Regions from separate parts of the Homo sapiens genome. Here region 2 is linked to region 1. A link is an interaction called in ENCODE POLR2A ChIA-PET data of the cell type or tissue named here. Cell type or tissue: IMR-90. All regions are shown on one strand. Each heading gives the region's core, and the rest is flanking DNA. Links, peaks and the distances in the headings are about the cores only.

The links. Peaks named below come from ENCODE experiments on the same cell type or tissue, not always from the same donor. Only the 100,000 strongest peaks of a DNase experiment are listed, where the experiment ranks them.
Region 2: POLR2A ChIA-PET joins it to region 1 with 5 read pairs; 2 of 35 experiments call an interaction of 5 or more read pairs at or near these places.

Annotation. Positions count from the first base shown.
Region 1 is chr12:2,473,460-2,476,376 of GRCh38, reverse strand. The region is part of intron 5 of CACNA1C (calcium voltage-gated channel subunit alpha1 C); the gene reads right to left. Among named protein-coding and RNA genes, the nearest start is that of CACNA1C-AS2, 200 kb to the left of the region's middle. In IMR-90, for the core only: no CTCF peak of the experiment used is centred there; no DNase peak of the experiment used is centred there.
Region 2 is chr12:2,062,747-2,065,663 of GRCh38, reverse strand. The region is part of intron 1 of CACNA1C (calcium voltage-gated channel subunit alpha1 C); the gene reads right to left. Among named protein-coding and RNA genes, the nearest start is that of CACNA1C, 11 kb to the right of the region's middle. In IMR-90, for the core only: no CTCF peak of the experiment used is centred there; a DNase peak (open chromatin) is centred at 1,413.

The DNA.
Region 1 (2,917 bases), core at 313-2,812:
TAAATGGCAGAGTTGGAGTTAGAAGCCAAGCCAACTTGAAGCTACCACTTCCATTCCTTAGCCATTATCCAGGCAAAATGACAACTACACTGCACACATGTGCCACTTGTTGGCCCGCGTCATGGCAGATGCTGCTCCTTCCCTCTGGTCCAGATGGGGCCTCACAATCCTTCTCAACAGTGCATCTCTCATGACAGCTCTAATCCATTGGAAGTGATTGCATCACGATGGCCGTCCCTCTGTGCTGCCTCCCTATTGGTGGCAAACTGTAGTTTTGTGCTCCAGGCAGAGTAAGGAGCAGATCTCCTTCGGCATCTGCCAATGATATAGCTACCTGGACCTGTACTTTTGCTTCTTCTTACATCTTTTTTTGGAAAAAACTGTGAAATATACATACAAAAGATGCAAGAAAGGGGGATGTTACAATGTATGATTTATCACAAAACAAACAGCCATGCAACTATTACTCAGACCAAGAAATAAAACCCCACCAGCTATACAGCAGCCCCACTCACCCCTCCTACACCAAGATAACCACTATATTATACTTCCATAACAAGTTAATATGTAATTCACATTAACTTAAAAATAACGATTCTGTCAGATGTAGGAAAAAAACATTTCATAAATGTGAGCATCCACTTATTCCCTGATATTCTGTACTCTTCTCTGCATTCCCAATTCTTTTCAGTTTCTGTGTTTGATTATCAGTATTTTTCCCTGCCCTCTCTCTAGTTCAATAACTGTTTTCAGCTGTGCCAAGTCTTCTTTTAAATCCATTCACTGCCTTTTTCATTTCAGTGATTGTATTCTTCATTTCTAAAATTTACATTTGGTTCTTTTCCATATCTGGTTCTTTGGAAAATTACCAGTCCTGTCTTTGATATCTCTGAATGTGGTAAATACAGTTATTTTCAAGTCTATATCTGACAATTCCAATATCTCAATTCCCTGTGGGTCTATTTCTATGGTCTATAGTTTCTCCCCGTTTTCACTCAGGTTACTTTGTCTCCTTGTGTATATAGTTATTTGGTATCATGAATGAAACCTTCTTTTCTTTTCTTTTCTTTTTTTTTTTGAGATGGAGTCTCACTCTGTTGCCCAGGCTGGAGTGCAGTGGCGTGATCTCGGCTCACTGCAAGCTCCACCTACCGGGTTCACGCCATTCTCCTGCCTCAGCCTCCCGAGTAGCTGGGACTACAGGCGCCCACTACTGCGCCCGGCTAATTTTTTGTATTTTTAGTAGAGACGGGGTTTCACTGTGTTAGCCAGGATGGTCTCGATCTCCTGACCTCGTGATCCGCCTGCCTCGGCCCACCAAAGTGCTGGGATTACAAGCGTGAGCCACCGCGCCCAGCCAAAACCTTATTTTCACACAATTGGTTTTCAAAGTAATTTGAAAATGTTGATGATGTTATCTTTCTCCACAGAGGATTCACATTTGTTTCTATCAGGCATCTTTTCCAAGCTCCAGAAAGAAGATTTAGAATATTTTGTCCAGCATTTCTAATTGTCCTCGGCAGGACAGTTGATCTGAATCATCTCAACTGCCAATTCTGAAAGAAAAAGTGGCCTGCATTTCTTTTTTTCTTTTTCTTTCTTTCTTTTTTTTTTTTTTTTGAGATGGAGTTTCGCTGTTGTTGCCCAGGCTGGAGCGCAATGGCGTGATCTCAGCTCACTGCAACCTGCGCCTCCCAGGTTCAAGTGATTCTCTTGCCTCAGCCTCCCGAGCAACTGGGATTACCGGCGTGTGCCACCATGTCTGGCTAAGTTTTTGTATTTTTAGTAGAGACGGGGTTTCGCCATGTTGGCCAGGCTGGTCTCAAACTCCTGGCCTCAAGTGATCTGCCTGCCTCGGCCTCCCAAAGTGCTGGGATTATAGGCGTGAGCTACTGCGCCTGGCCTGGCCTGTACTTCTTATGGGAGAAACTACCTACGGGATCCACCTGTAGCTTTTCCTGCCACACTCACTCCCAGAACCAGACAACTGGGTTTTGAATACAAGGATATATTCTAGAGCACTGGAAAATCTTTGCGACATTCTCTTTGTGCCAAACCCTTGACAGAGCCTCTTGGAGTGAAGTTTCTGAGGACTGGCTGTTTGCTGAGCAACATACTTGATAATAAGGCCAAACAGGAGGAAAAGGTGGCTTGGTTGCACTCACTGCAAATCCTCACTCCTTCCTTTAGAAATGTAAAAAAGGTATACTTTTGGGGAAAACTTCAAAATATCTCTATGGTTTTGGTGGTAAATGAGATGTACTCATTATAGAGTTATCTAGTTGAATGAGTTACTAAACTAGTCTTAATTATACCTCTCTAATGATTTTTTTTCTGGCAAATACCATTATACCCAGGCAACAGCTTTCTCTTCCCTGGATGTTCTTGAGATGGAGTGTAACAAAGAACCAAATTTGTTCATTGCTGCCAACTTACGGTAACTCTACGCCATAAGCTAATCTTTCTATGTAACTCGAACAAAATGCTCTTAGGGTCACATACTTACTTATTTTCTAATTCTGGCTCAAATCACTATTGCATCAATAGGGACTTTGGCACTAACCAAATTTTCTATAGTGGTAAAAATTTCTAAACATCATGCTTAGATTTTCTTTTAAAATATATTTTTGGAGGGATTTAGTGGGGGAAAATGCCAGGCTATTTCCTCTTCTGCTATCAATAACTGTGTGACCTTGACAAGTCATGTCACCTTTTGGGTCCAGGTTTCAACATCTTTAAAAGGTGGACATTGGATGAGAAAATGCAATCTGGCTCTAAAATTTTCTAAGTTGTTATTTTCCAAATAAAGCAAGATTCTAGTACCTTTCCTTCTTCCAATTACTACTGTGCCTTATACACAATAAGTCCTCAGTAAATGTGTGACATATAAAGTAAAATATAACATATAACATTATAT
Region 2 (2,917 bases), core at 219-2,718, 410 kb after region 1:
GTGAGCCTTTATCTTTATATCCTTGTAACATCAAGCATGTTCTGCCTTTTATTACAGTTGCGGATGTCTGTGTGTCTAGGCATAAATCTTACCTCCTAGAATAGATACTTCCCTTAAAGGAAGGGATAGTTGAGGGCTGTACCTTGAAGATACCCTTGAATCCAGAGATCCTATAAGCAAACTGCCTTGCAGATAGCAGACGCTCAATAACTTTTTGTTAATGACTAACCATTCCTATTCTGGAGGAAAAAAAACTATTTAGAATTGTTTTCATCACAACTGGCATGAGACAGTTCATTTTCAGAGATATTTCACAGTCAATTTATCCTAGAAAAGGCTTCTTATCTCCTGGTCTTTCAGACAGCTGGGCATAGGTCAAAATTTTTGCCTTTTAAATAATTTTAAAAACAGAGGCACAAGATCCTATTCACGACAGACCAAATATGAGCTCTGAGTCACTGAAATCCACTTGGATGTATAGCTCGAATCCCCAGGATGTCTCAGGCAGCCAGATATGGCAACAGAAGCTTCCACCTTGGAGAAATGCTGTGCAACATTCCAGCTCTGCACAGCGGCCCAGAGGCACCTGTGAGCAGGGCCAGTGAGGGGGTGTGAGGGCAGAGCCCAAAGGAGAGGAATTTACTAATAGTCGGTTGGATTAAATTAAGTACATTGGCCTTCAAAGTGCAAAGTCTTCTGAGCTTCACATACCTCCATGAGCCTGTGCGCTTTTTTATCCATACCCAGGTCTCTGATTAATGGGTTCAGCTGAGGCATCAATGTATGTGTGTGTTTCTTCCTCAGATTAGCAGAGTTCAACATGCTAAGACAGAAATGCAGCCGATGATATTATCACTCTTAGGTAAAATGATCACCAAGAAAATACCTATCCCAAGACTGGAAAGAGGCTTCCAGAGTCATTTAACTGGGGCATCAATCCACAGCCAAGAGCCTACCACGTGCTGCTGTTTCCCCTGGCTGTCTACCCACTGCTCGCTTCCCTCTCCCCTTCCTCCTTTCCCAATTTTCTCCCCGGACTGTTTACCTTTCTTCTCACGTTTTTGCCTCTCTTGCCTAGACTTTAGATGTATGAGGAGCAGGTGAGAGCCCTGGGAAGCTGCTTTTCCCCTCTGAAGGCAGCTTTCAGGCTGAAGGCAGAGATCCCTTATTAATCAGTCATGCCTGGGGCAGGGCAGGCAGCACCTGGCCAGCACAGAGCACAGAGCTGCCTCCCCCTCACAGTCCAGGGAGGACTCGGCCCAGCCACACATGAGGGGAGCCACCCTCTCCCAACAGTCCCCAGGCTTATCAGGCCCACATCTCTAGCCACAGACATGGGTGCTCCTGGACTAGACACACAGGCAGAGGGAGAGACAGAGACAGACTAAATAGCTTTGTCTTGCCAAACACCAATTTCCTGTTGAGTTACGAAGCCAGGTCAGCAACGAGGTGAAAGCTGAACTGGATATAGAGACACCGGTTTTTTTTGTTTCGTTTTTGTTTCATTTTGTTTTTTTGAACAGAGGCAGTATCAGTCACTCCTCATCAAAAGGCAGCTGTCAGATTGTGAAACACCAATTAAAGTCAAATTTCTGGTATAGGAACTGGGAGCCCAGACTAAATACCAAACCCTCACTACTGACACAATAGGATTTCCTAATGCTGTAGTCTCATCTACGTGGGCTTCAAATTTGGGGCACTACCCAAGGAAGTGGGCTCTTAAAGCTAAAAAGTCATATTGCAGGGCCAGCAATTCCACTCCTAGGTAAACCCAAAATAACTAAAAATGGATTCAAATAGATACTTGAATACTGGTGTTCATTGCAGCACCATTCACAATAGCCAAAAGGTGAAAACGCAAGTGTCCATCAACAGAAGAATGGATAAGCAAAATGTGGCGTGTGCTTTCAATGAAATACTATTCAGCCATAAAAAGGAACGAAGTCCTGACACATGGTACAACGTGGATGAACCTTGAAGACATTATGCTAAGATACCTTTGAAAAATGCTAAAACCACTTTTTTGTATAATTGAAAGAAAACGCTTAATCCCACCTCCAAATGACAGCCAGCTCCCTAATTTCACGTGCTTCCTTTCAATGTCATCATTTATCATGTAAATTGTCATGACCTATCTAGGTCTGAAATTTGTGAGATATGTTATCAACAGTCAGACTACACAGCAAACTCCAACTGTAGAATTATTATTGCTGTTGGCTGGGCACAGTGGTTCACGCCTGTAATCCCAGCACTTTGGGAGGCCAAGCGGGTGGATCAAGAGGTCAGGAGATGGAGACCATCCTGGCCAACATGGTGAAATCCCATCTCTACTAAAAATACAAAAATAAGCCAGGCATGGTGGTGGGTGCCTGTAGTCCCAGCTACTCAGGAGACTGAGGCAGGAGAATCGCTTGAACCAGGGAGTCGGAGGTTGCAGTGAGACGAGATCGTACCACTGCACTCCAGCCTGGTGACAGAGCGAGACTACACCTCAGGAAAAAAAAAAAAAAGGAATTATTATTGCTGTCAATAACACATGAAAATCCATAGAGACAAAAGTAAATTCATGGTTGCCAAGGGCTGGAGAGAGAGGGGAATGAAAAGTGACTACCAATGGGTAAAGGGTATTTTTTGCGGGTGATGAAAATATTGGGGAAGTAGGTAGACCACTGAATCATACACATCAAAAGGGTAAATTTTACGGTATGCGAATTATACCTCAACAAAGCTGCTATTTCAAAATAAATAAATAAATAATGCATGAAGTCTGGAGAGCTCAGCTTACAGGGATGGTCCCCGGGACTCACGGGAATCTCGTTTGAGAATGGAGAGTGTCTATTTTCCTGGAGGGAGTGACTGAGGAAATATTCCAAGAATGGGTGGTGAAGCAAGGCCATGCCACAAATGGGTCCCCCGG